4 separate regions of the Mus musculus genome follow, and all the other regions are linked to region 1. A link is a loop called in an ENCODE intact Hi-C map of the cell type or tissue named here. Cell type or tissue: left cerebral cortex. All regions are shown on one strand. Links, peaks and the distances in the headings refer to the core of each region. The heading gives the core; the rest is flanking DNA.

Region 1 (3,930 bases), core at 683-3,182:
GAGCCATAAGCCTTTCTCAAGATTTGGATCGAATCCAGACACTGGGGCTTTGGGCTCTCAAAGGTCTGGGCCTGCCAGTCCTAGAAGAGACACTAATTAAAAACTAAGTATCCTTTAGCCAGGCTGGTGCATGCCTTTAATCTTAGCACTCGGGAGGCAGAGGCAGGCGAGTTCGAGGCCAGCCTGGTCTACAAAGTGAGTTCCAGGACAGCTAGGGCTACACAGAGAAACCCTGTCTCTTAAAACAAAACAAACAAACAAAAAAAGTAAATTAATTTACTTAGTGGGTACCTAGCACATCAGCGCCCCTGGCCCCAGTCAGTTCTCTCCGTCTACAATATGAGTTTGCAGGATAGAACTCAATTGTCAGGATTAACAGCAAGAAATGATGAGTAGATCATAAATACTTCTGAGTAGATCATAAATACTCAGCCAGGGGCTGGTGAGATGGCTCAGTGGGTAAGAGCACCCGACTGCTCTTCCGAAGGTCTGAAGTTCAAATCCCAGCAACCACATGGTGGCTCACAGCCATCTGTAATGAAATCTGACCCCTCTTCTGGAGGGTCTGAAGACAGCTACAGTGTACTTACATGTAGTAAATAAATAAATAAATAAATCTTAAAAAAAAAAAAAACCTCAGCCAGCCCAGTACTAACTTATCCATCAGCCCGTGTTCACATGTTTTGTGGTTTAGTCTTTATATCGCACAGGCTGGCATGATCTTTCTGCCTCAGTCTCCCCAGTGCTGGGATTCCAAGTCTATGCTTCCTGGTCAACTAACAGGTCCTTTAAAAAAAAAAAAAAAGGAAAGTTTTGTTTGTTTTTTCTTAGGAATGATCTGGGACCAGAGAGGTGACTCAACTGTTTTTGTTGTTGTTTTGTCTTTTAAATTAGGCTCAACAGTTCAGAGCATTGCCTGCTCTTCTAGAGAGCCTGGGTTCTATTGCCAGCAACGACATGCGGTTCATAATTGTCTACTCTAAGTCCTGCGCGTGATACGATGCCTTCTTTCGGCCTCCGCTTGTACACGGTGCACAGACAGACTTGCTGGCAGAACACTGATACGCATAAAAAAAAATTCGAGTTAAGAGATGGTTGTAAACTACCATATGGGTACTGAGAGCGAAACTTGTGTTCTTAAGCTCTTAGTCCCCTCAACTAGTTCTTATTAAGATTTTCGAAACTTTGAACTGGAAGTATCAAAAATCTTGACTATCTTTTCAAGCAAACCACTCTTGGGGTCCCCCTGGTCACTCCACGAAGGTTCCGTCCCGTCCACCCCACGCTGGCCCACGTGATCGCGCTCTCCCGCGCGTGAAGACCGCAGTCACCGGCAGACAGAATCACAGTGACTTTCACGTCTGGGGCCAACGCTAAATTGCGAGCCGCTGCAGTGAGGATGGCCATTGAGATTAAAGCCGCTCATCACACGACTCTGCATTGTGCGGGCAGTCATTCTTGTGTGTGTTGGCGGCCCCTGGTTGTCGGCGAGCTCCTCGCGTAATTTTGGAACCCTTCGTTCTTTTGCCCCGTCAGTGGACCGGTCTAAAATGCAAGACCTTACGGGGGAGCGAAGCCAGTCATGTCAGTCAAGCAGTCTGTCTGATTAAAAGCAAAGCTTACAAAGAATCATGTGTGGAGCTTTCAGTTGTCTTGGCATTATTTTATGGTCACATATTTTGTCTTCATACAGTTACGCGTGTTAATCATTTGAGAATCCACTTGATGCTCCCCAGATAGTACAGTCCTTCCCCGTAGCGCCCGCTGGGAGAGGCAAAGGAACTTCTACCATCTTGGACGCAACTATTTCTTAGCTAGAATGGGGGAGCCACATATCCTTGTGAATTTATTTGCTACCTTAAAAAACCTTTTGGGCTATAAATAAACTTGCATATCTTGAAACTTATTATTTTAATTGTTTCTAGATTTTTATGCATATCTGAGTTTTCTCGGGCTGATCGTGAGGAATGAGGGCGTGGGTGTCTCCCCCGAGCCACATCTTGGTACGATCCCATCGCTGCACGCACATGGCTCCGCGCTAGCGGCGCGCGGTGACTTCTGGGAGTCGGAAGCAGGGCGGCCGAGCCGGGTGAGAAGCAGCGCGGGCCCATGCAGGACGCTGAGAACGTGGCGGTGCCCGAGGCGGCCGAGGAGCGGGCTGAGCCCGCGAGGCAGCAGCCGGCCTCCGAGTCGCCGCCGACGGACGAGGCGGCAGGGTCTGGGGGGTCCGAAGTGGGGCAGACGGAAGACGCCGAAGAAGACGCCGAGGCCGGACCGGAGCCCGAAGTGAGGGCCAAGCCGGCGGCCCAATCCGAAGAGGAAACGGCGACGAGTCCGGCCGCCTCGCCCACGCCGCAGTCGGCGGAGCGGTCCCCGTCGCAGGAGCCCTCTGCTCCCGGGAAGGCAGAGGCCGTTGGCGAGCAGGCCCGGGGGCACCCCTCGGCTGGAGCGGAGGAGGAGGGCGGGTCTGATGGGAGCGCGGCTGAGGCGGAGCCGCGGGCTCTGGAGAACGGAGAGGCAGATGAGCCCTCCTTCAGCGACCCCGAGGATTTCGTAGACGACGTGAGCGAGGAAGGTAAGGGCGATCGTGTCCCCGGCCAGGGCGCGAGGTCTCCCGGTTACAACGATCTTGTTTCCTCTACAGTGGGGGACCATTTGGGGAGTCCGTTTCTGCGGCAAGCCCTTGCACCTGGGGGTTGGTGGAGGGCAGGACGAACAGGACTATCTGGGGGCATTCCAGTTTCCTGGCCAAGGGTTTCCAGGGTTGACCAGTTGCTGTGTTCCCAATGGTTTCCGTAGTAAGGCATTGCCATCGGACCCAAGCACATTACCAACCTGCTTCCTTTTACTAGGTCGGTACCCTGGACCATTGCTTTTTCACATTGTTCGTTTGGCCGCTTACTTCATGATTTCTTCTATGGTGACTGGCTTTTTAAAGGCATTGTTTCTGTCTACCTGCACAGGAGCCAGATTCCTAAAATCTTTTTTGACAGTTGATAGCATGTGTTCCTCTGCCGTTTCAACTTCACTTGAGCCAGTTCCTTCATGTGTTGGTGTGGCTAATACCAAGGGCCAAAGGGCCTAAGAACACCACTTTTTTTTTTTTTTTTTTAAACGAGACAGGGCCTCTCTATGTAGTTCAGGCTGAAATTGAACTCTTGGTTCTTCTCAGTTTTCACGGTGCTGGTCCTACAGACATGTACTCCCAAACAATTGCTTTTGAACTACCATGAAAATTCAGCGCCCCAATATAGTTGTCAACTTAGAACTTACAATATTTCAAGAGGTCGTCATTTGATGTCACCATTGTTTGACTTAATCCTTTTGTATGTTTGTGGGGGTTGTTTTGTTTTGTTGTGAAACAGGGTCTGGCATGGTCCAGGCTGGCCAGCTCTTTATGAAGCTGAAGCTGTCTTTGATCCCCATCCTTCTGCCTCCACTTTCAGATTGCCAGGATTTGAGATGTGAGTCACCATGCCTGGCTTATTTCTTGAAAGATGGCTAAGAGTGAGAAGCCGATAAACTAATGTGAGGAATCTATAGGCTCCAGCCTTGAGGACGTTTATCTGGGTAGAGCAGGTTTCTGGGTTCCCACTCTCGCCCGACTCCAGTGCTTGCTAATGTACCTGTTTTCCCCATGTTAGAGCCTAAGCTTTGACTTTGAAGCTCCTTTTGAATCCTTGGTTCCTTTGGCTATTTTGGGTCTGGGCTGTCCCTGTCACTTCATGGTTTCAGACAGGACCTCACCATTTGGCTGGGCCAGCAGGCCACGTAGGTCCTTGTACTTTTCTAGCACTGGGAATGCGGCTCCGTGCCCCTCCAGCTTTTTTGAGTTGGGTGCTAGCCTACAGGAGTGATCTTACCTCAAGTCCTGCTGCTCGCCCAACAAGCGTCTTTTGAGCTAAACCATTTGCCCATAGGCACTACCAG
Region 2 (3,930 bases), core at 782-3,281, 98 kb before region 1:
AGGTCACCTGAGCTGTCCTACAACTTCCAGTTAGAGTCAGCCCAGGGGACAGTGAGTGAACCAGTGGGGCTGTATGGAAGGAGTCTGCACTGCCTCAGTAGCTGTCTAAACTCCTTCACAACCCACTGGGGACAGAATGGAGAGGCTGAATATATGTCACGCCAGGTTAGACTGAAAGACCAGGTAAGGTGTTGGAGAGAGTCTGCAGCAAAGAAGTTGTCTTAGTCAGGGTTTCTATTCCTGCACAAAACATCATGACCAAGAAGCAAGTTGGGGAGGAAAGGGTTTATTCAGCTTACACCTCCAAACATGTGTTCATCACTAAAGGAAGTCAGGACTGGAACTCAAGCAGGTCAGGAAGCAGGAGCTGATGCAGAGGCCATGGAGGGAATGTGACTTACTGGCTTGCTTCCCCTGGCTTGCTCAGCTTGCTTTCTTATAGAACCCAAGACCACCAGTCCAGTATGGCACTACCCACAACGGGCCCTCCCCCCTTGGTCACTAATTGAGAAAATGCCCCACAGTGGATCTCACAGAGGCATTTCCTCACCTGAAGCTCCTTTCTCTGTGATAACTCCAGCTGTGTTAAGCTGACACACAAAACCAGCCAGTACAGGAGTCTAAGCATTTCTCAGTTGGAGAAAGGTCCTTGAGAAGAGGAATGTATGTGAGGGGCTGAGGCAAGATCACAAGTCATGGGCCAGCCTGGGTTATACAAAAACCTAAAAATACAGCTAGACCCAATCTCAAAACGGGTGTGTGTGGGGGGGGGGGGTAACTTTGCAGAAATTTCTTCTGAATTTCCCACTTACAAGAACCGTGGTGTGCACCCCAATTACACATATGACAAAGCGAAGCTAGTGGCCAGGTGGACAACAGGCACAGTGGGAGAAGTGGGCCTTTGCTCACCAAGACACACTTTCTGTCCTCCCTCTTCGGACCAACACAAGAACTCTGCCATTAACACACAAGAATGAAGGGCTGCGGTTTCAGAAGCCACGACACCACACAGGTAACTAAAGCGCCACCTCAAGTTGTACCCTCTCCACAAGAACCCTGAACTTCCAGACAGCAGACTTTCCAGGACACCAGCTGCTCTGGATGGCTCCTGAGTTAACAGGGACACACACACCTTCTTTCTGGTTTCAGCCAAGGGACAGCCTGAGAACCTAGCACTTGGTGACACAGGTCTGTCATCCCAGGTACTCAGAAGGCTGAGACAAATTCAAGGGCTGGTGGCAAGTTCAAGATCAGCCCGGAAAACTTGGGAAGCCCCATCACAGAATAAAAATTAAGAAGAAAAAGTAAGGATTGGGCTGAGGAGGCAGCAGAGTAGGTGACTGCTTAGCGTACTGCTCTGCGAGAATGGGGACTGAAAACAACTCAATCTGTAAAGGCACTTTAGGGCAAGACAAGACAAGCAAGGTTCCATCTTTAGGACCCATATGGAAGAAGAAGAGAATTAAGTTATCCTCCAACCTCGACAGGAAGCCTGGTATATATATGCAAACACACACAAATCAATTAATTAGCCGATTAATTAATTTTTAAAAGGACTGGGGACATAGCTCAGTGGTAGAATGCATAAGTTCCTTGGTCAATCAACAGTACTGCCAAAAACAAACAGACAGACAGACAGACAGACAGACACACACACACACACACACACACACACAGTGGGCCTGACATGCGACTCAGCGCTCACCGGGGCTTGCCACCAAGACTGGTCAACCTGAGTTCGATCCCTGGGACCTACAAAATAACCGACTCCAACCCCGGGAGCCCTTCAGCCCACAGTGGGCCACGCTGTCCCCTCCGCCCCCGCCCCCGTCCCGGTCCCGGTCCAGGCCCGCCACCCCAGGCTCTGCAGCGGGACACCGGGGTGGGAGACCGTCCAGAGCGGCCCCGGGAGGGAGACACGGGGGACCCGGCAAAGGGAAGGCGCGCGACAGGACCGACTCAGAATGCATGCGTGTCGATGGCAGCAGACAGCTCCCTCCCGTGGCCTCGTTACGGTCGGGCAGGGCGCGAGGCGCCTGGGGCGCTCGCAGATCCCGCCACCGGGTCCCTTACCTCAGTTGAGGAGCCCGGTGCTGCAGCAGCCGCTCAGATCTCCCTCCTCTCCGCCGGTGTCTATATATCGCGAGACTTCCGCCGGGGTCTCGCGAGATCTGAGAAAACGGCCCGTAAAGAATTAAATATGTGCTCCACGGGCGTAGCCTGAGAACAAACCGCAGTCCCGCCAGGGGACCCGGAACCAAACTGGGCCCGGCTGCCTGTCCCGCAGGGCGCTCTTCCACTGCCCCGGGGTGCGCCGTAATGTATGGAATAGCACCGCGCAGGAGGAAAGGTTTGTTTGTTTTTGTTTTTGAGACAATGTTTCTCTGTGTAGCCTCGAACTCACAAAGATCCACCCGTGCCTGCCTCTGCCTCCCTGGAATTAAAGGCTTGCCGCACAACTGCTGGGCACGCTCGGAAAGGGAACAAAGTTTTGGAAAGTTGCGTTGCCTCTGAATCTTGCCACTTTGTATACACAGGTTGTTTTGTTTGGGCACTGTTTTGATTGGTTAGCTTGTTTCACTTTCTTTCTTTTGTGAATGAGAAGTCCTGGGAAGAAGTCCTTCACGTTGCGGGTCCAGAGCCTGATGAAATTTGTCTAGGGGCTATGTCTTTAGCCTCCTTCCTACCCGTTGCTTTCCTGCCTCTGCGTCAGCTCTAACGTGTTGTGACTAATGAATAAAAACCTCTTGGAATAAATTAAAACCCGGTTTCTACCAACCAAAATCCCCCGGACAGCATCAGAAGCATATAGCTGGTATTTCTCTTTGGTGTAACTGCCTACTTAAATCTTCCAACAGGCCGGTTTTTTATGTTTTATTATTTTATTTTGTGTATGGGTGTTTCATGTGCATGCATGATGTCCATAGAGACCAGATGAGGTCAGCAGAGCCTCTGGAACGGGAGTTAGATGTCTGTGAGCCAACATGTGTGTGCTGAGCACTGAACCTGGTGATCTTAACCTGAGCCATTTCTCTGGCCCACCACCAATGGCTTGGTTTGCTTTGGTTGTTTGGTTGTTTTTGTTTTGGGTTTTTTAAATAATTTTATTTATTGATATTAATAAATAATATTAATAAATAATAAACAATTTATTTATTTAATACATTTGAGTACACTATAGCTGTCTTCAGACACTCCAGAAGAGGGAGTCAGACCTCATTACGGATGGTTGTGAGCCACCATGTGGTTGCTGGGATTTGAACTCAGGACCTTTGGAAGAGCAGTCAGTACTCTTAACGGCTGAGCCATCTCTCTAGCCCCTTGTTTGGGGTTTTTTTAAGACAGGGTTTCCCTGTGTAGCCCTGGCTGTCCTGGAACTCAAGGCTAGCCTCAAACTTACAGAGACCCACCTGCCTCTGCCCGCCTCCCAAGTGCTAAGAATAAAGGAGTGTACCACCTGGCCCCCACCAATGTATTTTTAAGGTGCCCTGACTCATGACTTTGTTCTGTTACTATAAAAACTTCCTCATTGCTTCCAGACTGGAATGTGGAATATAGGGTAACCTAAGTCTGTATTTATGGGACATAGTCATTCATTTTTGGCTTGAATAAACAATCCCTCCAGTTGGTTGGTAGTGGCACATGTTTTTAATCCCAGCACTCAGAGGCTGAGGCAAGAGTATCACTGTGAGTTCGAGCCCAGCCTGGGCTACAAAGCAAGTTCCTGGACAACCAGGGCTACACAGAGAAACCCGATCTAGAAGAAAATAATAATAATAATAAAATGGACTGGAGAGATGGCTCAACCGTTAAGAGCACTGACTGCTCTCCCAGAGATTCTGAGTTCAATTCCCCACAACCACATGGTGGCTCACAACCAGCTGTAATCTGTCTGTAATGTGTCTGAAGACAGCAACAGTATACTCACAT
Region 3 (3,930 bases), core at 700-3,199, 87 kb after region 1:
GAGATGGAGCCCAGGGCAGAGCAAGCATTCTACCCCCCCTGAACCACACCTGAGCCCTCGAACTTACAGTTATAGATTGAATTGTGTTCTATCTTCCAGCCCCAAAAGGAAAGAGATGTTGGTGCTCTAGCTCCTAGTGCCTTAGAGATGACCTTATTTGGAGACTGAGCCAGGAGAATGGTAATGAAATGAGGTCATGGGATAGTCCTGATCTTGTCTGGCTGTGCCCTTATGAAAATGGAAATCTGGGCTGAAGTACGCAAAAGGGAGGTAAAGAGAAGGGCTGGAAGATGCTCCTGCAGGGCTCTCTGCAAGAACCAGCCTGCTTGCTACCTCAACTCCTGGCATCTGGCCTGCAGAACCCTAGGAAAAGAGCTGTCCATAGTTGAGGCTGGGTCTGTGTTACAGTTAGAGCAGCCTGAGCAGGTCACACGCACACATGGCAACCCAGGGGACTCAGCTGTAGGTTTTGAATCCTAGTTAGTAAGATGGGATCATCTGCCACCAGAATATAATAAATCTTCCTAGGTTCTGTCCTCTGCCATTCTGTGTCATACTGCTACAGAAAGAGGCTTCTAACCCTAGGCACTGGGAGAGCCCGTTGGCTCGGAACCAGTCCCCTGCTTTGGGAAGGCAGCTCAGTGCTGGGATGTTAAGTGTGCGTCACCACGCTAGCTTTCTTTTGCAGGTGCATGTGTGCACCTCATGTGTGATATGTGGGACTCAGAGGACAACCTCAGGCACCTTCCAACTTCTGTTTGAGACAGAGCTTCTCTTTTGTCTGAAACTTCACCATATAGAGAGGGCTAGGGAGCCAGCAAGCTCCAGACTCTCTCTCTGCCTCCCGGTCTTGCCATACAGGCAAGCACCACGGAGCCTGGCTCACGAGCATGGGCTGTTCACAGGTTCTGTGGATCTGACCACAGTTTCTCACCTTTGTGAGGCGAGCACCTCATTTACCCACTGAATCCTCTCCCCATACCTTGTTTGTTTGTTTGTTTGTTTGTTTTTGAGACAGGCTCTCATTAAGTACGGCTAACCTGGAACTTCCTATCCTACTGCCTCAGCCCCTCCCGTTCCTCCCTCCCCCCTGCCAAGTAGCTGCGGTGACAGCTTGCACCATGCCTGGCTCTCACTAAGAGCTTTACCTGCATGGTCTCTCTTAAGCCCCATAAACTCTGACAGGATTGTCAGCTTGCACAGCCCACGTTGCAAGTTCAAACTGCGAGACAGGCAACGCCCCTTGAGATCAGCCACGCCCCCACTCCGGATTGGTTGCTGCAAAAGGGGCGGGACGCTCAGGGATGGTGGGTGGGACCAATCTCTGGCCGTAAATAAGGTGCCACATGGCACTGGCTGGCGAGGGCAGGAACGGGGAGAAGTGCGCAAGCGCATCCAGAACGGGCGTAGTCCCGCTCGTTAGCTCTCGCGAGAGGATGGAGGGAGGTCTGCCTGGGGGCGGAGCCGCGCCTCGGGCGGGGCTGCTAGCGGGAGGAGGCGATTTCGGCTGCAGAATCAGCATCACCAGCAACAGCAGCAGCGGCGGTGACTGTGGCGGGCGCTAGGTGAGGAGCGCAGGCTCGAGCAGAGCGAGGGGTGCGTAGGAGTCCCGAGTCCTAGGGTGGGGCGATGGTCCATGGTTTGGCGATGCAGATTGGTACCTCCTTCTGCCTGGCTTAGGCAGCTCCCACGTGGTCCCGGGTTCGAATCCCAGTTCTGTCCAGCTGGCTGTGTAACCTTAGCCAAGCGTGCACCTTCTCTGAGCCATCTTCTTGTGCAGCCCTGCAGAATGCGTGGAGGAAGGTGTGGCCACTTGGCCGACCTCCTTTGCAGTAGTAGCGGCTGGCTCGGAGGTTGGGAAAACACCTTCCCAGTTTTGCCTCTGGCTGTTTGGGTGTCCAGGCGAGAAAGCAATTGTTCAGAGACTGTTGTGCTGCAGTGTCCCGGCCAGACCTTGCAGGAGGCTGTCTCCGAAGCCAGGTTTTGTACCGAGCAAGCACTGGCCCCACATCTCACCCCAGTCTACTGAGCATCCTCCTGCCCTGTGCATTGCTGCGGGTGCCCCCAGCAGCAGCCTCATGCCTGGTGGGCCACAGGAAGCCGCGCATTAGTGGCTAACAGTAGGACCTATCTTCTCTTTGGGCTTCTGGCCACGAAGACATCGCTGGCAGACCTTGGGTTCCTTCCGCACATCCGCCTAGCTGTCGCACAGAGAGCTGTAATGTTTGCACCCTTCTTAAATTATTTATTTTATAATCCCACGCTGCGCTGGGAGCCCCGGAATTGAGTGGGAATGTCACCCTCGGGGGAGAACGGGGCTGTGAGCCTTCCATTGCTGGGACAGCACCGTGTGGCTCCAGCCTAGGTAACATGAGTTAGGGCCCTGTTTCCGGGTGTGAAGGAGAGAAAAAAGATTGTTGGGAAACTGCTATGTGCTGGGTATGATACTGCAACTTCGCGAGTTGCCTAAGGTGGAGCGAGTTGCCTAAGGTGGAGCGTGGTGCCAGTTCTTGTGAGCTTAGGCAAGAAGATTGCTGTGAGTTTGAGGGCAGCCTGGGCCGCATAGTGAGGTTCAGGCCAGCCTGGGCTACAGGGTAAGACTCAGACTTAAAACAAAACAACACAAAAATTACAAAAGGGCCTGCCTGTACCTTCATGTTTAATTTCCTTGCTAGGATCTGGGGCTGAGCTTGCTTGTACCCGTATTGTCATGTCGCTTTCGTGGGTCTGCATCTTCAGTTTCCTGCTGTAAGGGCAAACCACCATATTGGGTGGAATGCTGGGAACCATGGGCCCTGGGTAGCTCAGGTCGTCCTGGTTCAGGGCCACTTGAGTGCCAAGTGTATGAAAGACGTTTGCGGTATGCAAAGAGAATGCCAGGAAAGGTGGCACGTACCTGTAATCCCCAAGAGGTGAAGGCAGGAGGGTCTACAGTTGAAGTCTAGCCTGGGCTACATAAAACCCTGTCTCAAAGAAACCAAACAAAAGAAACCCTTAGCATTGAAGACTGGAAGCAGCTAATTCAGGAGACGTTGAGTTGCTGTGCTCATGAGGGGTGGGGCCTGTGGGGGAAAGACTAGTTTCTGGAGGGGCGGGCAAGGAGTTGTGTGCATGTCCATGTGTGTATGCAGGTGCATTGGAGGTCAGAGAATAACGTTGGGTGTCGTCCTCAGGAATGCCATGTCCTTGCTCTTAAACAGACTGGCCTAGAGCTCACCAATTGGCAAGGCTGGCTGGCCTAGGGTTTCAGGCACACAGCACTTAATTGGTTCTGGGGATCTGGACTGAGGTCCGTGTGCTTGCGTGGCAAGCACTGTACCGACTCGGCCATTCTCCCAGCTCTGGGAGGACGGATTTCTGCTTGAGAAGAGCCTTATGCCCTGCTGGAGACCAGGTTCCATTGCTGGAGATTGCAGTTGAGGTGTGATGGGAACCAGGACCAGGTCTGTCAGAGGTAAACTCGTGATGCTAGAGGGAAGGGCAGGGAAGCTTGGGGTGTAGGGAGATGCAGTGCATGACATTGTGGGTGTGGCTCAGTGGTTAGGGGAGGTGGTGCAGAGCCAGAGTTCCCCCAGGGCTTCTCTGGGCAGTGAGGCTCTCTGTACGATTCAGTAAGAACTGGGCAGAAGAAAGAAGCAATGCAAGTCTGGGAGCAGCAGCCAGGTTCCTGCTGGTCCCCACCCCCACTGCACTGGGTGGTGGAGGAGACGTGGGAAAGTGTGTGGTTTGTAGACGCTAAGAATCTGTGACATTGAGGACCTCCAGCACAAGGCACGCGTGCTTGGGCTCAGAGTCTGGGAAAACCCGAGAGAAGAGAAGAGAAGAGGGGCAGGCAGAAGGGATGCTCACACTTAGATGCCTGTGGACTCAGTTCATGATCAGTACCACATGATCACCGGAGCTGGGTGGGGCGGTGATTGTGTTCTAGGA
Region 4 (3,930 bases), core at 792-3,291, 87 kb before region 1:
GTCTTGGAGTTTCTACTGCTGTGATGAAACACCATAACCAAAAATCCAGTTGGAGAAGAAGGGGGTTACGTGACTTACACATCCATATCACTGTCACTGAAAGAAGCCAGAACAGGAACTCAATCAAGGCTGGAGCCTGGAGGCAGGAGCTGCTGATGCACAGGCCATGGAGGGTGCTGCTGACTGGCCCGCTCCCCTGGCTCGCACAGCCTGCCTGCTCCCCTGGCTCGAAGAGCCTGCTTTCTTACAGGGCCCAGACCCCCAGCCCAGGTGGAAACCTTTTCCTACTCACAGTGTCTGGTTATGGTGCTTATGACAGCAACAGAAAGCAAAGGAAGCCATTATTGTTTAGTTTTCTGGGGCTTTTTGTTTTGTTTAGAGAAAGGGACATAGTGCGAACCCAGGCTGTCCGCCAACTCCTGTGGTTTTCTTCTTTGTTCTTTTTTAAACATTTTGCTTATTTAATCATGTATGTGAGAGGGTATATAAGCAAGTGAGCACACGCCACGGCACATTTGTGGAGTCCACACAGCAACTTTCTGGTGTCAATTCTCCCGTCCACAGTGTAAATCCTGGGGCGAGAACTCAAGCTTGTCAGCCTTACCGGCATGCACCATTCAACCACCAAGCCAGTGGGTCACAGCCCAGAGTGAGAACCACTGCTGACTAACCCATCTTCATAGCATCACCACCACCCTGTGCTCCCTTCCCAACCCCCTACCTCTGCCCTTTTTTTTTTCTCTAGTACAGACATACCATGTAGCTGGGATGACCCTGAACTTCTAATCCTGCCTCCACCTCGTAGGCCTGCGGGGCCTGACTTTACTTAGCAGCTGTGTCCTGTACCCAGCCTGTGTCGTATTTCTGTAACTCTCATCTCTAAACCTACTTAGAAAGAGCCTCAAACAATGTCTCTAGGTAAGAGCTGCTCACTAGCAGTAGTCAGAGGAGCTGGGAGTCCAGCAGGTCCCACCTGCGCCTGTGGCATTGACGCGCTGCACTGCCACCTGACTCCAGGCTCCCGGAGCTGCCCCGCAGTCCAGCACCCGGAGACCGGGCCTCAGGATCTGATGCTTCTCATTCATCTCCAGGAGTTTGAAGGCACTGCGGCAGCGGTAACTCTCCACCTTTGCGGCCTTCACAAACGGATCCTTTAGATGCCGCGTGAGCCACAGGTGCTCAGCGCCGGTCCGGCCCCTGTAGTGACACACTGCTGTGTGTAACCTCCGAACCTTAAGGGGAACGCCTACCAGCTTCAGATGCCTGAAATGACGAAAAAAGAGTTAGCGGGTGGGCATTACACAGAGAGGCAAGAAAGTCTTGGTTCAACCTTTTTGTTTCTGCATATGTATGTGCGATATGCATGCACGCATGTGTATTAGCATGTATGTGCACATGTGTCTGCCTGTGTATGGGGGTCCAAAGTAGAGAAGGGACGTCCCCTTCGCTTGCTCTCTACCTTATGTATTGATGTAAGGTCGCCAACCTGCCAGTCTATCTCGCCAGCTTTCTCCAGGGACCCCTTTTCTCTGCCTCCCCAGCACTGGGGTTACATTTGGTCAGCACACATGTCCAGTATTTTGTAGGCTCTGGGGATCCGAACCCCAATCCTCCCGAATGCACAGCTTTATCCACGGAGCCCATACACCTATTTCTATGTTGCAAGCCTCACTCACTCACGTCTGTACATGAATAAACATCGTACACCCGTGTCCCGCTCCCCGGGACGGAGGTCGCCAGCACCCCTCTGCAACACAATTCACTGAGCTCCCTACTACTGTCATCCACTCCGTTCCTGTATGCAAAGACGTCCTTTTAGCGCAGGCAGACGCCGTAACTCACTCACCCGGCCATTGCTGCTTGCTGGTGGTTTCCTCCCGCCGCCGGAAGTCCCGCCCTCGCTTCCAACGCGAGGCTCCGCCCCGGGAAACTTTGGCTGGGGCGCGAAGGTATGGATGGTCCCGGGCGAATGAGATCTGGGTGCGGGAGAGACGCTGGAGGTCGGGAGTGGGGTGCCAGGGAAAATCTGGGGAGAGAAGGGGTAGAAGGACTAGAGAGCAGCTTCAAACCCACCAGGAAAACTGGGGTACTGGGCAGGCCTGAGGTCGGGAAGACCAGGGAAACTACAGAGAGTAGGGAGCAGAAATGAGAGGGAGAGGGGACCTGGGCGGTAAGCTGATGCATGGGCAGTTTGCAGCCTGTCTGTACCGGCCATAGCCCCTGGGAGGGGAGGCTAGGGAACGGCATTTGCAGAGTGCCCCCTGCAGGCAGGTTCTGGGCTCTGCACTCCATGTGCATTGTCTCCAACACCTGCAACACTTGACCTCAATTCAGACCAAAGGTTGTCCAAAGTTCCCTGACACACATCCGATTTACCACCTATCACAGCTACCAGGACACCCTTGTTTGCTTCTAGGCTCTGCCATTTGACCTCGGAGCACTAGTTTTCGCCTCAGAAACGAAGAAAGTAAGTCTTAAACTCTGTTCTTAGTCTTTTTTTTTTTTTTTTTACTTTTTTTATTAGGTATTTTCCTCATTTACATTTCCAATGCTATCCCAAAAGTCCCTCATACCCTCCCCCCCACTCCCCTACCCACCCACTCCCATTTCCATTGCAAAGGGAAACAGTATGGGGACTCTGTTTGAAGCAATGCCAATCAACAGAGCCATAGCCACACCCATTCTACCTGATTCCAATCTATGTCCTCACTGCTCATTTCACTGAGACAAGGAGCTGAGCACGCTGGTGCACGCCTGTCATTCTACACTCAGGTGGTTGAGCGGGAAGATTGTGAGTTTAAGTCCAGAATGGAGAACATGGCACAACTCTGTCTCGTTTAAAATCCTTGCAAAACAAATCACTCATCTGTATGGAATGTGAGGACATTTGTCATCACTCCCTACATGAAAACAATTTACATAGTTTGCATGTAAAGTGGGCCGGAGGATGTCTGTAAGTTACAGGCAAATATGCCATTTCAAAGAAGTGATTTCATCATACTTTAATCCCAGTATCCATGGAAGGGTAAGGTATCCTGGTATCTGTGGATATGAAAGATATCCTGTGGATATCCTGTGGCTATGAAAGACAGCTGTATACAGCCGGTGCTTAATAAGAGATGGCTGACTTTGCTGAGTCAGGAAGCCAGAGGCTCAGGCACAGGCAAGTCAGAACACAGGCCAATGCTAAGCCCACTTCTTCTCCTGACTTACCTCAGCACCAGGCCTAAGCTTCCGGGTCCCTTTTCTTTCCCTTTCTTCTTATTCTGTTTTTAAATTTTAACTTATATTGTGCACATATAGGGTTGTTGGATTTTTTTATTCGAGAACGTATAGGGTTTTAAAAATATTTATTTTGGGGGGCTGGTGAGATGGCTCAGCGGTTAGGAGCGCTGACTGCTCTTCCAAAGGTCCTGAGTTCAAATCCCAGCAACCACATGGTGGCTCACAACCATCCGTAATGAGATCTGATGCCCTCTTCTGGAGTGTCTGAAGACAGCTACAGTGTATATAATAAACAAACAAACAAACAAATAAATATTTTAAAAAACCATCCAGAGGTGGTGTATAGCTTTTAAAAAATATTTATTTTTTATGTTCATTGATGCTTTGCCTCCATGTATGTTTGTGTAGGGGGCCATATCCCCAGGAGCTAGAATTACAGACAATTGCAAGCCACCATGTGGTTGCTGGGAATTGAACTTGGTGCCCCTGGAGGAGCAGCCAGTGCTCTTAACCACTGAGCAGCCATCTCTCCAGCTGGAATACAGGAGTTTTGTTAACATTTATACTATATGTGTGCCTGGTACCCAAAGACGCCAGAAGAGGGCATCAGAACAGAGTTAGACAGTCGTGAGCCACCATGTGGATGCTAGAAATGGAACCACAGTCCTCTGCAAGAGCAGCTAGTCCTCCTAACCACTGCCATCT

Evidence for each region. Peaks named below come from ENCODE experiments on the same cell type or tissue, not always from the same donor. Only the 100,000 strongest peaks of a DNase experiment are listed, where the experiment ranks them.
Region 2: a loop joins it to region 1, with 3 times the contacts of the local background. A loop is called at or near these places in 16 of 42 quality-filtered maps.
Region 3: it touches region 1 in a loop (4-fold over the local background); 8 of 42 quality-filtered maps call a loop at or near these places.
Region 4: it touches region 1 in a loop (2.1-fold over the local background); 19 of 42 quality-filtered maps call a loop at or near these places.

Annotation. Positions count from the first base shown.
Region 1 is chr5:140,417,252-140,421,181 of GRCm38, forward strand. It overlaps Eif3b (eukaryotic translation initiation factor 3, subunit B), which reads left to right and starts at 2,054. Exons shown (of 19, transcript NM_133916.2): 1 at 2,054-2,575. The coding sequence starts at 2,110. In left cerebral cortex, for the core only: a CTCF peak has its summit at 1,657; DNase peaks (open chromatin) are centred at 1,561, 1,747 and 2,012; H3K4me3 peaks cover 2,495 bases; H3K27ac peaks cover 2,208 bases.
Region 2 is chr5:140,319,434-140,323,363 of GRCm38, forward strand. Mad1l1 (MAD1 mitotic arrest deficient 1-like 1) reads right to left here and starts at 2,119. Exons shown (of 18, transcript NM_010752.3): 1 at 2,074-2,119. It also overlaps a transcript of Nudt1 not described here. In left cerebral cortex, for the core only: a CTCF peak has its summit at 2,041 (motif pointing left); DNase peaks (open chromatin) are centred at 2,173 and 2,918; H3K4me3 peaks cover 1,372 bases; H3K27ac peaks cover 984 bases.
Region 3 is chr5:140,504,132-140,508,061 of GRCm38, forward strand. Chst12 (carbohydrate sulfotransferase 12) reads left to right here and starts at 1,478. Exons shown (of 2, transcript NM_021528.3): 1 at 1,478-1,565. Gm38728 (a long non-coding RNA gene) reads right to left here. Exons shown (of 5, transcript XR_001785006.2): 4 at 3,850-3,930. In left cerebral cortex, for the core only: a CTCF peak has its summit at 2,188; DNase peaks (open chromatin) are centred at 1,414 and 2,274; H3K4me3 peaks cover 1,844 bases; H3K27ac peaks cover 1,141 bases.
Region 4 is chr5:140,330,007-140,333,936 of GRCm38, forward strand. It overlaps Mrm2 (mitochondrial rRNA methyltransferase 2), which reads right to left and starts at 1,892. Exons shown (of 3, transcript NM_026510.1): 1 at 1,847-1,892; 2 at 974-1,263. The coding sequence starts at 1,854. It overlaps Nudt1 (nudix (nucleoside diphosphate linked moiety X)-type motif 1), which reads left to right and starts at 1,854. Exons shown (of 5, transcript NM_008637.2): 1 at 1,854-1,949; 2 at 2,417-2,467. In left cerebral cortex, for the core only: a CTCF peak has its summit at 2,248 (motif pointing left); DNase peaks (open chromatin) are centred at 1,856 and 2,220; H3K4me3 peaks cover 1,373 bases; H3K27ac peaks cover 824 bases.